Regions from separate parts of the Mus musculus genome. Here region 2 is linked to region 1. A link is a loop called in an ENCODE intact Hi-C map of the cell type or tissue named here. Cell type or tissue: heart. All regions are shown on one strand. Links, peaks and the distances in the headings refer to the core of each region. The heading gives the core; the rest is flanking DNA. Region 1 holds the start of Zfp384 (zinc finger protein 384). Region 2 holds the start of Mlf2 (myeloid leukemia factor 2).

Evidence for each region. A loop is a pair of places that touch in the nucleus more often than their neighbours do. Peaks named below come from ENCODE experiments on the same cell type or tissue, not always from the same donor. Only the 100,000 strongest peaks of a DNase experiment are listed, where the experiment ranks them.
Region 2: it touches region 1 in a loop (4-fold over the local background); 8 of 42 quality-filtered maps call a loop at or near these places.

The regions. Positions count from the first base shown.
Region 1 is chr6:125,003,591-125,012,629 of GRCm38, reverse strand. Zfp384 (zinc finger protein 384) reads right to left here and starts at 3,392. Exons shown (of 12, transcript NM_001372420.1): 1 at 3,131-3,392; 2 at 2,190-2,249. It overlaps 4930557K07Rik (RIKEN cDNA 4930557K07 gene), which reads left to right. Exons shown (of 4, transcript NR_130997.1): 4 at 2,236-2,454. In heart, for the core only: no CTCF peak of the experiment used is centred there; DNase peaks (open chromatin) are centred at 2,959 and 3,729; H3K4me3 peaks cover 2,152 bases; H3K27ac peaks cover 2,166 bases.
Region 2 is chr6:124,926,812-124,935,850 of GRCm38, reverse strand. It overlaps Mlf2 (myeloid leukemia factor 2), which reads right to left and starts at 4,463. Exons shown (of 9, transcript NM_001170341.1): 1 at 4,265-4,463; 2 at 3,675-3,752; 3 at 3,314-3,440; 4 at 3,039-3,074; 5 at 1,844-1,897; 6 at 1,432-1,560; 7 at 1,106-1,265; 8 at 406-618; 9 at 1-228. The coding sequence starts at 3,724. The coding sequence ends at 431. In heart, for the core only: CTCF peaks have their summits at 3,746 and 4,964 (motif pointing right); DNase peaks (open chromatin) are centred at 4,510 and 4,980; H3K4me3 peaks cover 1,833 bases; H3K27ac peaks cover 1,898 bases.

The DNA.
Region 1 (9,039 bases), core at 2,585-5,084:
TGATGCTCAGAACCCACAGGGTTTCCAGCAGCTGACATCTGACCACTCTCCTTGTACCATGGCAGAAGCACCCACACACTTATTTCTTCTTTCCACTGCCACACCTTCCATATGTAAAAACCAACCTGGGCTACGTGAGGCTATGTCTCAAACAAACAAACAAAACAAAAAGAAAGGAAGGAAAAGAACCAGAGAACCGGCTCTGCTCTAGGACTTGGGAACAAGTAGAAGACTTCTCTTATAGCTCCAGAGAAGGAGTAAGAGGAAAGAGTTCAGATTCAAAATGAGCTTCAACTTTGCTCCTCCATCAGGCCACGACTAGTTAGTAAGAAGGGAAGGCTAGCTCCACAGAAAGGAGAAGAGTAAGTCATAATGAAATGATCACTTTTCTTCCCAGTCCCCAGGCTCCGTCTGGTGATGCGGCTCAGCTGGTAGATAGAGCACTTGTCCAGCATAAGCCTCTGGGATTGATTCCCAACACCACTTAACCTGGGTGAGGTAAAGCTGCTACCTCCAGCATTCGGACGGAGGCAGGAGGATCACAAGTTCAAGGTCATCTGTGGCAACATGGTGTCCTATCTTAAAAAGTAAAGTAAAAAAAGACAGCTGCCTAGATGGCTCAGCAGAAAAAGCCACTTGCCACCAGGCCTAATGACTTGAGTTTGGGCCCCAGAATCCACAACTCCCTCAAACTTGTCCTCTGACCACCTCCCCAAAACATAAACAAATTAAATAAAAACCAAATTTTAAAAGTACAAAGATTTGTTTTCCAGAGGAGTTACTGGCAGCGAGGAGATGATGACAGTAGGGTGAGCACTCCTGCACTCTTCCGTCCTATGCTGCCACTTAAGGCGTTTCCAACCACTCAAAGGTGAGAGGTCACGGCCTGAGAACTCGGGGAGGCTCAGTTTACATTACCTGCTATCTTGTCTTTTGTGTTTAGAAAGTGAACATAGAAGTCAGAAGACAACCTCAGGAGTCATTCCTCAGGTGCTCTCCGGTTTATTTTTACACATTGGGTCTTTCACTAACCTAGGCCTCCCCAATTATGGTAAGCTGGATAGCTAGCTCGTAAGCACCAGGGATCCATCTAGCTGTCTCTGCCTTACCAGCGCTGGGTCCACCATGCTCTGCTTTCCTGCCTGTATTCTGGGCAGCAAACCTGGGTCCTCATGTTCACATGACAAGCACTTTACCAACCCGACTGCCTCTCCAGCCCTCCAGTGCTGCTGTTTTTAAAGATTTATTTATGGATTTAAGCAGTGGGTGTCTCATCTGTATAACAGAGGAGGGCATCGATCCCATGGGACTACAGTTACAGACAGTTGTTAGCTGCCATGGGGGGTGCTGAGCTTGAACTCAGGACCTCTGGAAGAGCAACCAGTGCCCCTAACTGTTGTGTTTAACAGCTATTTTTTTCAACTAAAGAACCTTTCATCGCCATTCACAGTGGCGATGCCTGTAGTCCAAACACTTAGCTTGCACAGGGAGAAGAGATGGCCTCGAGGCCGAGGCCAAACTGGTTTACTTAGTGAGTTCCACACTAGCTTGGGCTTCATAACAAAATTTTTTGTTTCCCTCCCCCGAAAAAAATAGAAAGGTTTCAGTATTAGCATCAGGTATCACTTTGATTTCTCCCAGATTTACTAGAGCAGAAAGCATATAATTTTATCTCTTTTATTTCAAACTATCCAAGAAGCAGTGTTCTCTGAAAAATATTACCTGACACATCAAACTCAAATTGTCTCATGTTAGAGTCTTCATCACTCAACAGAGTCACTCAAACACTCCACTGAACACCAAGAATGGGAAACTCCAAACTTGCCTTTGTTGTTTCTCTAAGTGACACCATAAAGACTATACTGTAATCAGAGTCCCTGTGTCTCCACAGCAGAATACATCTCTGACAAAATGTAAGCCCATTTAGTGGCTTCACCTGAGTATTTCACATTTTATTCCTGTTGAGTACCAGTGGCCATGAAAGGGTAACAAAGAAACTACCAATTTTTTACACAAAAACCTCCTGGGTACTATGGGAAACAATAAGAAAAGGCTTTTATCTCTCTCTCTGCAAGCGCTGGTGTTGGTTACTTCAATAATTCTATCACACTGTAAAGGAAAAAAAAAAAAGAAAAACCATTTGAGATGACCCCATCTCTCCCCAAATCATTAAACCAAGATTGTCTTACCCTCTCTCTCTCTTCCTCCTGTCGTCTTATTCCTTCTCCTTTCCAGGGCTCCTGAACTTTCTGGAAACAAAATTGTCTAGGTTACAGAGGCCAGTATGTAAAGGCCACCAGAGAACTGTGGAGAGCCTCACAAGTTGACTGTCAGCAATTTGGAAAGCGGACAGCTTCCCCAACCAACAATCCAAGGATGGAAGGGCTAGAGTCACAGGCGTTGAGTGACACCCACTAAGTGTACATAAGGGAAATAAAGCCAGTTCCCCAAAACTAAGATGAATTCTATTAGCAGCATTTGGGTTCCACTCCTGGGCTCAGACACTTAATTCTTCGTTCCCCCCAGGGCTACAGGGAACCAGGAGTCAGAGGTGAAGGAAGGTCCCTGCTCCTGGGAAGTGGCTTTAGAAAGCAAAGCTGAGGGTAGGGGGGATGCCCTAGCCCTGTGTCAGGCACAGTGCCAAGTTCGGGCCCAGCCACTTCCTCTAGCCTCGCCCCCCCAACCCCCCAACACACACACTTCAGCTAGGACTTCGCCCCCTTCCTACCCAAGGCCTTGTGCCAAGAAGTACTTCCTTCAACCTTCAGTGGTCTATATACTGGAGGCTCCCAGCTGTCCCCCTAAAACCTTCGCTCCCCCGAGACACCGAACCCGGTCCTTCCTCCCGATGTCAAGTCCCACTCCTTCCTCAAAGACCGGTCTCTGGGACGTCCCTCCTTCACCCCTCCAGGGAGCTGAACTCTGCCACCCACTAGACAGGCACCCGCCCCCTAAACCCCCCCCATTCCTCCTCAGCGCCCGCTCCTCCACCGCCGCCACTTCCGGTTCCGGGACAGTCGCACTCACAGTCCCATCGTGGACCCCCCCCTCCCCACTCGCCCGAGGTAAAGGGGGGGGGGGAGGAGCGAGGGGCAGCGGCGCGCACCGACTGCAGCGGCGCGACACTCACCAGGCGGCGGCGGCGGCGGCGACGCCAGCGCCAGAGCCAGCGCGCGGGAGGGGCGGCGGTCACCGGGGAAGGAAGGAGCCGAGGGAGCGGGAGGACCCGCGGGGCGCGGGCTCGGAACCGCGAGGCGGGGCTCGCCGGCATGCACCGCAGGCGCCAGACGGACCCCGACGCTCGGCCGGGCGGCGCGCGAGACACCCGCAGGGCGGGGGCGCGAGGCGAGGTGTGGGGGGGCCCCCGCCCTCCTGGACACTCACCCGGAAGTGGTGCTGCGGCTCGTGCTCCCGGGAACCCCGAGTCCTCCACGCCCACTCCCCCCCCACCCCCCCCAACAGCTTCAATGTGCAGTCGTTTCTCGGAGAAGGCGGGAGAGCCGGAAACGAAAACGGGGGGGGGGAGGAAAGTAGCGGGGGGAGGGCGGCAGCAGGAAAGGAAAGGGGGGGGAAACAGGTCAGAGTCCGAGTCACTTCCGAGAGCCGCTCGAGCACATCCGGTGCTGTTAGGGCTCGGACATCTTGAGGGCAGAAGTTACGACACGTAAGGGCGGAAGTAGCTCCTTACCCGGGGACCGGTGGAGCGCTCGGTGGATGTGACGCCCAAACCGGACGTGAAGGCAGCGTGTGTTAAAGGGCTGAAGCTGAGCATCAGGAGAGCGTTCCCGGGCTTCCGGAAGAGACCTCTGGGGAAGTGGGAGGATGGAAGCTAGACGGGTTCATGAATTATGCATCAAGACACTAAAGACAGTTTAGATCGCCCCTCTTTTTCTAGATTTGCTTTACTTTTATGTGCGTTTATCTGTGCCTATGCATGCCGTGTGTGTACAGGAGTTACCGCTACCTGCTTCCAGCTTCACTGTGTGCGATCTGGGAACCGAACCTCCGGTCCTCTGGAGGAGCGGCCAGCTGAGCCAACTCTTCACCATGCGGAATCCTTTTTGATTTATTTTTCGAGACAGGGTTTCTCTGTATAGCCCTGGCTGGCCTGGAACTCACTTTGTAGACCAGGCTGGCCTCGAACTCAAAAATCCCCCTGCCTCTGCCTGGGGTTAAAGGCGTGCGCCACCACGCCCGGCAAAGATTTATTTATTTTTTTATTTATTTGAGTACACTGAAGCTGTCTTCAGACACACTAGGAGAGGGCATTGGATCCCATTACAGATGGTTGTGAGCCATGATCGCTGGGAATTGAACTCAGGACCTCTGGCAGAGCAGTCGATGCTCTTAACCACTGAGCCATCTCTCCAGTCCGACCATGCGGAATCTTAAAAAGACGGGAGTCACAGCTCATTTCTTAATGGACTAGGTTGTTGTAGGACGTTACCCTTTTTTCTTGGATCTTCCCGAATGTCTTTTTGCTGAGCTAGAGTGGGGGAAACTAATTTCTTTGAATATTCAAGAAAGGTAAGAAGGCCCATAGTTGTTTGAGGTTTCGGGATCGGTGCTATCAAAGTTCAATCGGTCTTCCTCTGACCACTCCGTTACTCTTTTCACTTTGGTCTTTTCTTTTTGCCAACACCCACATCTCTTATCTTCTTACCGGGTTTTAATTCTAAGTACAACATTCAGCGTACCTGCTGTTGTTTACAGCTCACCTGGTGTTGTTGCCCAGCTCCATAAGGGCAAGGACTTTGAATTGCTCCCGATGGTATCACCAGATCCCAGAATTTGTTAAGCATTCCAGTAAACGTTTGATACGTAAATGAACATTATAAACTATTGCAGGAAACTCCCTGATTGCTGCAACCCAAAGGGTTTTTTTAATTTTTCATAGCATTTACTGTGTTTTTGTCGTTTGTTTGTTTGTTTTTGAGACAGGGTTTTTTTTGTGTGTGTGTAGCCTTGGCTATCCTGAAACTCTCCCTGCAGACCAAGCTGCCCTTGAACTCAGAGACCCATCTGTCTGCCTCTGCCTCCCGTGACCCAGCTATGTCTCTGTCTTCGAGACCGGAGCTTACTTTGGTGTATTTAAAACTGGCCTTGAACCCTTGATCCACTTTCCTCCACCTCCTAAGTAGTAGGATTTTTGAGATCTCTTAGTCTATTGCTTTTACTGTTAACTTTAATTAATTTATATATCTGAATCCCTACTAAGATTGTCAGGACTTCCTATGTGTCTCTATCTGTCTACCTTATCTCCCTTTCCTACCTTCACTCCCTGTCAACTGGTCTCTTGTTCTTCCTCTTGACCCATGACTGACTTTATTTAATCCCGTTTACAATAAACAGAAAGCTCATAGATTTAAAAAAAAAAAAAAGATTGTCAGGAATCTGATTCACATACTGAAATAATATATGTGTAAAGTCACAGATGCTGACCCTGTAGAGCTCAGCTTCCTTCTATCTCGGGCCTTCCCTAAGCTGCTAAACTGCTAGCATGTAACAGCCCCAAGGTAGGATGGGGCAATGGGACTAACTTCATAAATGCCTTCTTTTTTTTAATTTAAAAAAATTTATTATTATTATTATTTGGTTTTGGTTTTTCAAGACAGAGTTTCTCTGTGTAGCCCTGGCTGTCCTGGAACTCACTCTGTAGACCAGGGTAGCCTCGAACTCAGAAATCTGCCTCCCAAGTGCTGGGATTAAAGGCATGAGCCACAACCACCCAGCTCAAAAATGCCTTCTTTACATCCTATCTGCTACCTTCACTAATCTGCTAGGCTCTGAGACCCCCTACCTCTCTTAAGACTGTGACTGTTAGTAATTTCCTTTGTTCTGCAGGTGCCTGGTGGCACTCATGTGCCAGCTTCCTCTGCTTCAAGTAGCCAGTGATTAAAAGACATGGTTACCAGAAATCCATCTCGGTACCAAATCTGGAAAGAATCTTTAGTATTTAAAATAATGTTTGTTTATTTATGTATTTATTTAGTAAGTATATGTAGCCACAGGTCTGTCTCAGCTCATGCAAATGGGTTCCCATAGTGAGAAAGCAAAATTACTCTAACAAAGAGCTATGATCTTATTCTACAGATAATTAAAGTGGGACTGTCAGTTCAAGTGACTTCTTCCCCCAAAGTCACAGCCAGGAATCGCAAAAGTTAGCTTTATATCTTTGTTTCTTTAGGATAGGGTCTCACTATGTAGCTCTGGCTAACCTGGAACTCACTATGTAGATCAGGTTGACCAGATAGCCTTGTCTACTCTTGTAGCCCAGCCTGGTCACAAACTTGCTAGGATAACTTTGAATTTCTAATGCTGCTGCCTCAGTGGCTTTCCTTGGTGCTGGATTATAAACATAAATCTCCATACCTTTTATTTGTGTGTGTGTGTGTGTGTGTGTGTGTGTGTGTGTGTGTGTGTGTGTGTGTGTCTAAGCCATTATTAAATGTCTTCCTTAATTCCTGTGATCATTTTTTTTTTTCTGTTGAGATGGGGGTCTCAAACTGAACATAAAGCTCACCAATTCAACCACATCATCTAGCCATCAAGCCCCGAGATCCTTCCAGCCTCCCCAAGGCTGGAATTAACAGGTGTGAACCATCATGACCAGTATTTGTACGTGGGTGCTGGGAACCAGGCCCAGATCCTCACACTTTCATGGAGAGCATTTTACAAGCTCACCCGTCTCCCAGAACTGTTTTGTTTTCATATTTTTAGTCCAGACTGACCCAAACTTAGCACATCGCTAAGATGGCCTGGAATTCCTCATCCTCCTGTCTCTGTCACCCAGACACTGGAATTATCGGCATAAGCTACCATGCCAAGTATCTCTTCCTTCTTATTACAGTTTCGAGCTCAGCACTCTGTGCTGATTTCAGTGGCAAATTAGCAGGATAAGGACTTCAGTTGTAAGGACTTCAGCCTGATAAGCCATCATGTAACTGTAATACCAGCATTCAAGAGGCTGGGGCAGTATTCTAAGTTACGGGCAGGCCAGCCTCGGTTATATACAGAGACTCTGCCTTCAAAAGAGAAGGAAGAGAAGGTAAAAGAAAAGGCAGGAAGAAGGGAGGGAGAGAAAAGAAATATGGAGGCAAAACAGTAGTTCCCAAAAGTCCTGGTTCTCCAGCTCTGCCGCCTCTGTACATTCTTCAAGCACTCTCTGAGCCCCGCGCCTCTGGCAGCCCTCCTCCTGCCTTTTGCTCTAAGAAGCCACTTTTAAGTCCCTGGAACAAAGCTTTAGAGCAGTAAATGTGGGACACAGTGGGGTGGGGAGGAGGGCTGTTAATTTTAGCCTGGGGTTCTCCAGCTGGCACAATTTCCATCTTGAATCATTTCCACACCCTGAGCCCTACTAGGAGATCCCTCCTCCTGGGGGCTTCCCCATCCCCTGCTCTGGTCTGCTGCAATGGTAAGCATTCCAGAAACGTGCCTAGGAGAACCTTGGCTGAGTCATTTGATGTACTCCCTCAACAGAGGGAGCTTGGTGATGGGAGATGCCTCCCTCAAACTGGGCTTGTGACTTGTGGCCTCCAAGAAACTTCCAGTTCTCAGAAGAGCCGCTTGGTCCTTGTTCTTTTTCTCCTCTATAACTCTATCGCCTGAAGACCCGAAGCCCCGAGTCACTGTTGGAGTTTTAAGAAAGAGAAAAATGAAAGGTGTGCTCCCCAGGGCCCATGCTTTGTCATGGTTAGCAAGACACTGACCCAAGCTGGCATACTTCCTCTAAGCAGGCGATCCAAACATCCAGATTGTCTTCTCTCTCCTGTCTTTCTGTCCATCTGCCCTTCCACAGTGGAGAGGGCATCTGGGGAAAGGGAACAGGTGAGACTCCCAGTGTCTCACTGGTATGTTTAATTTATTTAAATTTAGGAGGACTGCAGTCTAATCAGACGGCAATTAATTCCTTGTTCATTAGGGGACTTCATGTGTGCCTTTTGCATATGGATGAGCCACAGGGTCACACTGTCCCTCTAAAGGGAGAGTTGTGGAAGGTGAGAGCCCAGGGAGCCCTTCGAACGAGAGCATCTTGCCCTTCTACTCCAAGTGCTCTTTCATTCCCCATCGCCATGGCAAGGCCTCCAGCCCTGTGGGGAACGCTGGAAAGGTTAAAGAGGCTTCTTCACCTTCCACGTAGCCCTTCCTTCCTTCCCTACTCACCGACCTCCCCCAGGCCCTTCAGTGTCCTCCTGGCCCCCTCCCTTTCCATTCCCTCTGGAATCTCCTGTGCACTGTGCTGACAGCCCTCCTCAGAAGGCTTGTTTGCTCCTACCTCAGCAGGGTGGTCCTTGGTTCATGACTCCGGTCGCTGCTCTCCTCTGGAGCAGCCTGTCCTAACACTGCCCTTGTCCTAAGACAGACAGTCGTCACCGTGTGCTTTAGGGGCTCAGCTACACGTCTTTCAATATACAGTACAGCTCGTCAGCATCTAAAGCATATCTATCTCTCTCTCTGTGTGTGTGTGTGTGTGTGTGTGTGTGTGTGTGTGTGTGTGTGTGTGTGTGTGTACGTGCATGACACACACCTATTTATAGCCTCAAAGATAAAACACATGGAGGCAGGTACATTCCGGGCAGCCCACACTGCTCTCTTGGATACTATATTGTCTCCTACTTCCGTGGGGCTAGCCATTTCCAGAGAGCAGGTGAGGCACAGATGGGGGGTAGGGTGGGGAGGAACAGGACACAAGACCTAGGTGGTTACCAGAGCAACAGAGCCTAGCAACAGCTGAGAAACTGATGTGTGGGCTTTACTAGGGCTGTTAAAGAGCCAAACCTAGAATTGCGACCCCAGAGGTGACTGATCCCAGCTGGGCAGCCTGTGTTCCCTCCCCAGACACACCCCTTGATTCCACCCCCACACCTTAGCAAGTGGGAAAACCACACTGAGCTGCACACAGGCTCCTGGTGCAGCATAGCTTTTTGGCGGGCAGTTGTGGGCAGGGCCATGGTAAGGAGCATGGATGAAAATAGAGCGGGTAGAGCATCCTCTCCTGGGCTCGCTCATCCTCTCCCTATGACCCTTTATCCTCTGCCT
Region 2 (9,039 bases), core at 3,715-6,214, 78 kb after region 1:
CTTGGAGATGGAGCAGCAACATGAGAACTCAAGTTAGTGGATACAGGATGGGTGGGACACGCAGTGAGGGGTGAAGATGGAAACGTAGGTAAGGGGGGCAGTAGAAGGCTCTCCCTGAGACCCAGGGAGAGGCGGGGCCAGCTTGCCTGTTAATTTAATATTAAATTGGGATAGAGGTTGGAAAGGACAGTCATTTCAAGGATGGTTACTCAGCCGCTCAGCCTGCACCTGGAGGAAGGAAAGATGAGCCTGTCAGAGAAAGGACACAGAAGTCTGGGGTCAGGAGCATCTTCCAGCCACTCAGAAGGAGCAAGTCTCCTGTCCCACGACAGCTTAACTACATTGATCTGCCAGCCAGCCTCCTCTGGTCTGTCACATTCCCACTATTCCCTCTCAGGCACTTACATGAGAAGCTGAGAGCCTGGGGCCTTCACCAGTCATAACGACGGGACTGTCGGGAGGGGGAGTCCTCAGGTCCCTGGATCGCCAGGCGGGGAGGCCCCTCAGCCCTTCGCCCCCCACCCACAGATGCCTCATGCCGTCGAAATTCCAGAGGACGCTGCTGTCTGTATCGGGATGTCTCCCTTCTCCATTCATCATCAAATGCTGCTGCCTCACCTAAAGAGGACAGAGAGCAGCCATGGAAGCCACAGTATTCTGAGATCAGAAACCAGGGCAAAGGTTGAGATCATGCATGGGAGAATGGGGGTTGGGAGCCATCTTAGCTTCAACACAGTTCCTGGATGCCACTGGCAAGCCTGAGGCACAACTACTGGGGTTACACACCATGGGGAGGCACAATTACTGGAGTTATACATCACGAAAGCTAATAAAGCACTCATTTGAGAAAGACAAAGTAAAGGGTGGAAAAGAAAAGCCACCAATCCCGATAGAGGAAACTACAACCATCAGCACCTGACGTCAGTCAAGCTCTGCCCCCTCCCTGGCAACACCTGACTCAGCCCTGAAGCTGGCAACAGAGCCTAAGCACAGGGCTCACCCACAGCTCTGCCTGAGATACCTGTGGGATGGTAGAGAAAGCTATGCTCCAGTCTACAGCAACTAGCTCAGGGACTGCTGCCCAGAAGAAGACAGGCTCACTCACTTTCATCCAGGTTGATGTAGTCCTGCCGCTCTTCCTGGTCCCCTGTGCGGTGGTTTCGGGAGCGCTGGAGGATGTGAGCCCTATCCCGAATGTGATGCCCAATGGACATCTGCTCTAGACCACTGTCTGAGTCCCGGACAGTCCTCCGTGTCTCCCGGATCTGGGACGAGGTGAATAGGCTCATTCACTTCTCCCCACAAAGCCCTGGCTACATCTCCCCGGGACGAACCAGCCACCCACGACCCAGTCCTGAAAACAGATGACCCTGGTTCCTGTGGATGCCGATCCATCCTACCTCCTCTGAGATAGAGGGGTTCCTTACTCACCCCGCCTGGGGCAGAGCGCATCTCCGACGTCTCCTGGTAAACCTTGGGCGCGCCGTCCCCAGTGTTGGAGTAGGAGATAACAGTGGAGGAGGAGAAGGTCTGGCAGTTGCCCCCTGCAGCCATGTGCTCCTGAGGAGGGACTGAATGAGGGCCTACTCTGCAGAAGGGAGCTCCCTTCAGCTGCTGGCTCTTGCTACATCTTCCTCAAAATACGTGAGGATGGGAAACTCGCATCACAACCGCCCCGATTCCTCAGGCCCAACACTAGCATACGTAATCACTCATGGGTCTAAGAACAAACACAGGACCCCTGGTGCTCTGACTCAACTTAGTCACTAGCTCACCCCACACCCCCAACCATGTTGGCTGCTACGGAGATCAAGGCAGGGGAAGACTATGGGGCAAGTCATACCATGTTCCCGATCATGTCGTTCATCATCCCAAACATGTCCATGAAACCGCCGGACTGGGGAAAGATGAGAGTCCAGAAGACTAGTCAGCGGTTTGGGGCCAGCCACTCACCTGAGGACAGACCCCTTTTCCTTCTTACATCTAGCCTGACCACTCAAGTTCCTCCCCATGAACTGCTGGCTACCTTCTCCGGCTCTGTGACCGCCCTAATGCTTCTCCTGCCTGCCGTCCCAATCTTTTTTTTTTTTTTTTAAATTTGGTTTTTTTTGAGACAGGGTTTCTCTGTGTAGCCCTGGCTGTCCAGGAACTCACTCTGTAGACCAGGCTGGCCTCGGAACTCAGAAATCCGCCTGCCTCTGCCTCCAGAGTGCTGGGATTAAAGGCGTTCGCCACCACACCCAGCTCATCCCGATCTTTAAGGAAGTGACCCAAAGGCAATGAATTAAAACCTCTGATCACGCTAAATGTTGATTGACAGGGCTTGCCTTTAACCCAGCACTGAGAGGCAGAGGTAAACAGAGCTGAGTTTGAGGGCAGCCTGGTTTACAGAGTGAGTTCCAGGACAGCCAGGACTGTTATAGAGAAACTTGGTCTCAAAAAAAAAAAAAAAAAAAAAAACAAAAAAAAAAAAAAACAAAAAAAAACCAAAAAACCCCTCTGAATATTTAGAGCTGTAAAAGAACCCCAAACTTTCCCTCCTCAAAAGAACCGCTGTACATTTTTACTTTCCCCAGTGATTAAGAACTTCTGAGTGTCAGTAGCATTTGAGTGTTCTAGTTATTATCTTTCTGTGTATGAGTGTTTTGTCTGCATGTACGTCTGCTCTCTACATTCATGCAATGACGGTGGAGAACAGAAGATGGCATCAGATGCCCTAAGACTACAAATACAGACAGTTGTGAGCTGCCATGTGGGTGCTGGGAATCAAACCCTGGTTGTCTGGAAGAACAGCCAGGTGCTCTTAACTCGGGAGCCATTTCTGCAGCCCTAGCTCCTTAACTTATAGTCAATGGGCTCTGAACCATGTCAACTATCCAAAGAGAAGATTTTTAAGACCACCAGAGTGGTGCATTTGGAAATAACATTTAAGGGGTGTGTGTGTGTGTGTGTGTGTGTGTGTGTGTGTGTGTGTGCGCGCGCGCACGTGAGTGTATGCACTTGTGCAAGAGATACAGGAAGAGAAGACAGGGACTCACCATTCCCAACATCCCGAAGGGAGAGACAGCCCCAGCCTACAAGACGAGAAACTGAAGTTAGAACTACACCCTACCAACTGTATGTACCAAAGGAGGTCAGTGCCTCCGTTCCCCCCTTCCTTCTTTCCACAGGAGTCACACAGCCCCTTTCCCAGACTCCTGACCCCACTCGTCTGCCTCCCACGCAGGTCATGTCCCTTTAAAGCTGGTTGTAGGGCAAGAACTGCAGCATACTTAACTAATCACCCCAGGTCTCGATATGTTCCAACTGTTACCTGCATCCTGCGGCTGGCAGGCCTGGTTGCTGGCATGTTACCATCTGTGATGCTCAGGAAGGGGCTATATCCAAAGCCGCCTGACAACATGCGGCTCATGTGCTGACGGTGAATTGCGAAGGGGTCCCTGCGGAGTGAGCATACACTATAGAAGGCAGATTAACCCCCAGCCTTCTTCACCTCCCCGAAATGAAGTCAGGGTACACAGTGGCACGGATGCCGGCTTCCCTCTGAGAGCGGCAGCTGAGTATCCAGCTAATTCTAACTGGTTCCAGCCAAGGGAACCAACTCAAAGGTCTGCCTGAACTGCTCAGACCTGAATCCGAATGGGCTGAGGGCGCGAGGGGGAGGGAATTCTCACATCAGGAACATGGGATCCTCAGGCTCCACGTCCCTCATGAAGCGGAACATCGTGATCTCAGCTCCAGGGGGCTCCACACTGTGAAGATACGGAGGCTGTGTTTCCTGCAGGCGGCCAGGCTTATGCACACCAGCTCAGTGTTGCTACTCTTAAGGCTGCCTCTTGCATACACTATCACTGACCCCTCCAAACTCCAGGGAAGATCCTTCGCCAGGTGAGCCATATAACCTATGAGACCTGAGAGCCAGCAGCTCTCCAAGCCGGTCATGGAATTTTTCCCAAGCCTCTTAGTGGTGCCCCTCCACCCCCGCCCGCCATCCTCTCTTCCCCGAGCCACGGTCAGCTCCTCCTCCGACGCCAGACTCGATGAGAATCTCGAACGGCGGCCCGCCACCCCATTAATGACCCCCAACTACTCCGCCTTCTGCTGGCACTGGGCGCTACCAGGCCTCCCCGGGCAGGCCTCACTGCCCACCGATCCGGGCCGCCACTGCCCCAGCCCGTGCCTCCCGCCGGGCGAGCCGGAGAGGAAGGTCCACTCCCGGGATCGCATCCCTGCAGCCGTGCGGGCCGCGGCGCCCTGGCCTCACCGGTCCCCGACTCCGGCTCAGCGGCCCATCCGGCCGGCCTCTCCTCGGGGCGCTGCAGGAGCAGGGTCGCGGCCCGGGACGCAAGGATTGGTCCGCGCGGCAGCTTCTCGCCTCCCGCACCGCCTCCTGCCTTCGCCTGCCACCTCCGTACCCCCGCCCTCGGCCCGAGAAGCCGATCTTCGGTCAGGCCCGAACGGAAGTGACGTCACGACGGACGGCCCCGGGGGCGGGCTGCGGGAGCTCCGCCCACCTGCTTGGGAGGGAGGGCGGCGCGCGCGCCGTGGAGCCCCGGAGGGCGGGTCCTCTGGGGCGGGTGGGAGGTGTCATTAAGCTGGCTCGGGGATCTGGGGACAGGAAGAGGCTCCTGCAAAGGTGGGGGGGGGCGGAGCGGAATCGGGAGGGACCGGCTGAGCGCAACGTGGGGGCAGGGTGTGCCGCACCTTTTTTGCGGGGGGGGGGGGGGAGAGGCGGGCTGTCTGGGGGCGATCGGTGGGGCGGATCCCTGCGGGGACCTTTAAACACACTGCAGGAGGGGCGCTTAACCAGGGGAGCGCGTGGGCCTGTCCCTCTGGAGAGACGCTCGGGCGGGCGGTGTCCTCCGAGTGACGCAGAGAAGGAGGTGACAATTTAGCTCAGGTCTAGTTAAGCCTTGGAAAAGGCCAACCAGGGAAGGGAATCCAGGTTGGGAGTTTGGCCGCCAGAGGGCGATCCTGGGCCGGGCTGGATCCTTAGCTCCTTAGGACTCGGTGTTGGCTTAGGCTTCTGGACCACTCCAGGACCTGTCTGTGAAGGGTTGGCCTGGGCAAAGGCGTTAGTTCTGAAGTCTGTTTGCTTTTTGTTGTCGTTTTTTGGTTTTGGTTTTAGTGCTCAGGACCCAACTCAGGACCTTGGGCATACCAAGCACATGCCCTACCACTAAGCTATAGTCCAGTTCCTTTAGGTCGTAGGTCTTTAAAACTTTCTTTGTTCTGAGCAGGTAGATAGGTCAAGGGACTAAAGTTTAGAAGAATAAAGGGGTGGAGAGCTAAATTAAGCAGAATCACCCAGGGGTGGAGCTAAAAAGTAAGCCCAAGAGGGCTGACTCCAAAGCCAGAGACTGGTATTTTGACATACTAATTGTCTTGCACAAAATCTGGCTGAGCTGGAGAGAAGAGCCCTCCCCTTTGGGTCAGAGGATTTGAACTGTATTGGGTAGACTTTGACCCACAGAGATCCAAACTCAAAACTGTCCCAAGTTCTTTACTCTGGCTGTCAGCCACATTGGTACCGTGTGGAACCTGATCTGAAGAGAAAGGTTTATTCTAACCAACTCCCTGAGGGAAAAGGGTCAGTGGTTACTCAGGAAAAGATTGGGAGCAGAGACTCTCAGCTTCTTTCGATTTGATCATTGCTAGTGGGAAAAAAATAGTGCTAAGAGAAGAAACAGTGATATAGTTAACGTAAGCTGACAGATTGGCAAAGTGAAGCCAAAAAAAAAAAAAAAAAGGAGAAAATGTGTTTTTCATTGATATTTGATATATAAGACCTTCTTTAAATGCCTCTTGGTATCCCACCCGACAATTGTCCTTTCTTCTTGCTCTAAAGAAAAGCACTTTGACATTCCATCCAGAGTACCTCAGAGCTGCAGAGCCAGCTCAGTGGCTAAACATGCCTGCTGGTTGGTGGGGCACTGGGAGGGAGGCAGAAAAAGGATGATCTCTGTGAGTTAGAAGCTGACTTGGGCTACATAGCTTATCTAGAAGAAAAACAAAAGCATAAAATTAAAAACAAACAAACAAAAAACCCAAAAGCATAAAATTTAAAAAATAAATAAATAAAGCTTGCTGCTATTCCAGAGCAACCCAGGATGGCTGCAGAGTTGCAGCTCCAGCAGCTCTAACATGCACTGCAGAAATCAAGGGTGTGTACACACCTGGCATACTGGCACACATCTACACGGAAAATAAATCTGAAAAAGGAGCTTGCTACCTTGCAGAGGACCTTGTTCCAGGACCCACTTTGTGACTCTCAATCATCAATCGGTAAAACCCCAGTTCCAGGCTATCCAATGCCCTCTTTGGGCCTCTAGAGGGATTGTGTACACATTGTACACACCTATAGGCAAAAATACATAGAAAATAAAAATAAATCTGGTTATATAAAAGGGTTACTTTGGCCAGTGGTGACCTTTAATCCCAGCATTCAGGAGGCAGAGGCAGGTGGATCTCGGTGTTTGAGGTCAGCCTGGTATGGGAGGGGAGCAAGGGGGAGGAGAAGAGCAATCAAGCTCCGGAGAGCTGGGACAGCCAAGGCTACATCCTTCTCTAGTCTATAATATAGTCCACCTTCCCCCTAGGCCATTGTAAATACTTGTGTATGGGTGTAACTCAGCTATCTATAGTTCTAAGTATCTACTCTGGTTCCTCCTTGGATCACAAACTTACTTCTTCCTAGATAATGGTAAATTCCTGTGTAAGGCAGTGACTTAGCTATCCATGCCCAAGGTCGGATCAATAACTGCCTAGAATCTAACTTAGCTATATGTCAAAATATCAATCCTTAGGAGCACTTGTAATAAAGGAATATTAAGGGAAAGCACACAGATCTGTTCACCAACTAAAGCAAGGACATTGGAGCATTCGTTATACAGGATGCCAAGGTTCCAGGAGACTAAGTTTCCATGAACTTTTCGCCTCGGGACAGCACCCAGGTTTTTGGGGCCTGTCGCGCTTGTCACTACTGGAGTGGATGTAGCAGGCTGGGGAGATGGCTCAGCAGTTAAGAGCACTGACTGCTCTTCCAGAGGTCCTGAGTTCTAATCCCAGCAACCACATGGTGGCTCACAACCATCTGTAATGGGATCTAATGCACTCTTCTGGTGTGTCTGAAGACAGTTACAGTGTATTTGTATAAACAGAAACAAATAATATTTAAAAAAGAAAAGAAAACTCGTCTTGAAAAAACAAACAAAACAAAAGAATGTTACTTCAATGAGCATTCTGCCACCTACACTTAAAGATATCCTACACAAATGTTCTTTTTTCTTGTCTCTTTTGAAAGCAAGTCTCCCACACTCTCACTATGTAGCTCTGGGACTAAAGGTATATGCTCCCTACCTGGCCATCAAAGCAAGTTCTACATTGCTTGGCCACTCAACAGCTGTTTAATGAGCACGTGCTCTGTGCTGGGTCTAGTGTATTAAACAGACAGACAAGGCTAAGACAGCCCCTGCCACCTTGAGGTGTGGTCTTTTAGTCTCCTTGCCTGTGTGTTGCGTTTGTTTTGACATAGGTTTTTGCTATATAGCCCAGGCTGGACCACTTGAACTAATGGTAACTCTGCCTTAGCTTCCTGGCTACAAGGATTCTAGTTGGGTGCCGCCGTGGCAAGCTATATCTCCAGGTTTCTTTTTCTGTCTGTTATTTGCTGTCCTGTCTCCTTTCTTTAAGTCCTTTCTCTTCCTTCTCTCAGACTGTAAGGATGTTGCCATGTTGTTAGATATAAATCTGTAATCCCAGAGATACATAGCAAGTCTCTATGTGAGATGATGTCAGAAAAGATAGCAAACAGAAAACCTTAAGAATCTCATACCATTCCATTTTATCTTTGCATGCCTCTGTGTGTGTGTGTGTGTGTGTGTATGTGTGTGTGTGTGTGTGTGTGTGTATGTGTGTGTATTGTGTGTGTGTGTGTATGTGTGTGTGTATGTGTGTGTGTATGTGTGTGTGTGTATTGTGTGTGTGTGTGTGTGTGTGTGTATGTGTGTGTGTGTGTAACCAGGACCTTGCATATGGTAGATAAGCACTCTACCATTGAGCTAAGGCCACAGCCCTATTTTTTATTTGGGACAGTCCTATTGTGTAACCCAGGCTGACCTGAAACTTCCTGTGTTGAAGTTAAGTCCTGATTGTCTGTCTTCACTGCCCAATTGGTGGGATTCTGGGCCAGTGCTATACACTATCTTTTCCTAATTTAATTTCTGTTATATTCACCTGTGTATGGAGTGCTTCTATCATGACATGCATGCATGCAGAGGTCAGAGGACAATCTGGAGGAGTTAGTTCTTTTCCTCTACCACATGGGTTTGAGAAACCAAACTCAGGTCACCAGGATTGGTGGCAGCTGCTTTTACCTGCTGAGCGACCTCACTGACTCTATATGATTTTATTTTAAGATTCATTTAGGGGCCCCTAATGAAGGAGCTAGAGGGAACTGCAACCCTATAGGTGGAACAACAATATGAACTAACCAGTACCCCGGAGCTCTTGACTCTAGCTGCATATGTATCAAAAGATGGCCTAGTTGGCCATCACTGGAAAGAGAGGCCCATTGGACTTGCAAACTTTATATGCCCCAGTACAGGGGAACGCCAGGGCCAAAAAGTGGGAGTGGGTGAGTAGAGGAGTAGGGGTGTGTGTATGGGGGACTTTTGGGATAGCATTGGGAAATGTAAATGAGGAAAATACCTAATAAAAAAAAAAGAAAAAAAAGATTCATTTAGGTTAGCTATGGTGATGCATACCTTTAGTCTCCGCACTTGGGATGCAGAGGCAGGAGGATCTCTCTGAGTTCGAGGCCAGTCTGGTCTATGTAGTGAGTTCCAGGAAAGCTGGAACTACAGTGTGGGTTCTTGTCCAAACAAAAACATAGATAAATAAAAAAATTTTTTTAAAGAAAAAAAGGCTTATTTATTTGATGTGTATGAATGTTTTGCTGGCCTGATGTATGTCTGTGCCTGCCTGATGCATACAGAAGTTGGAAGAGGGTGCCGAGAAGGTCTGGATAGTTGTAAGCCA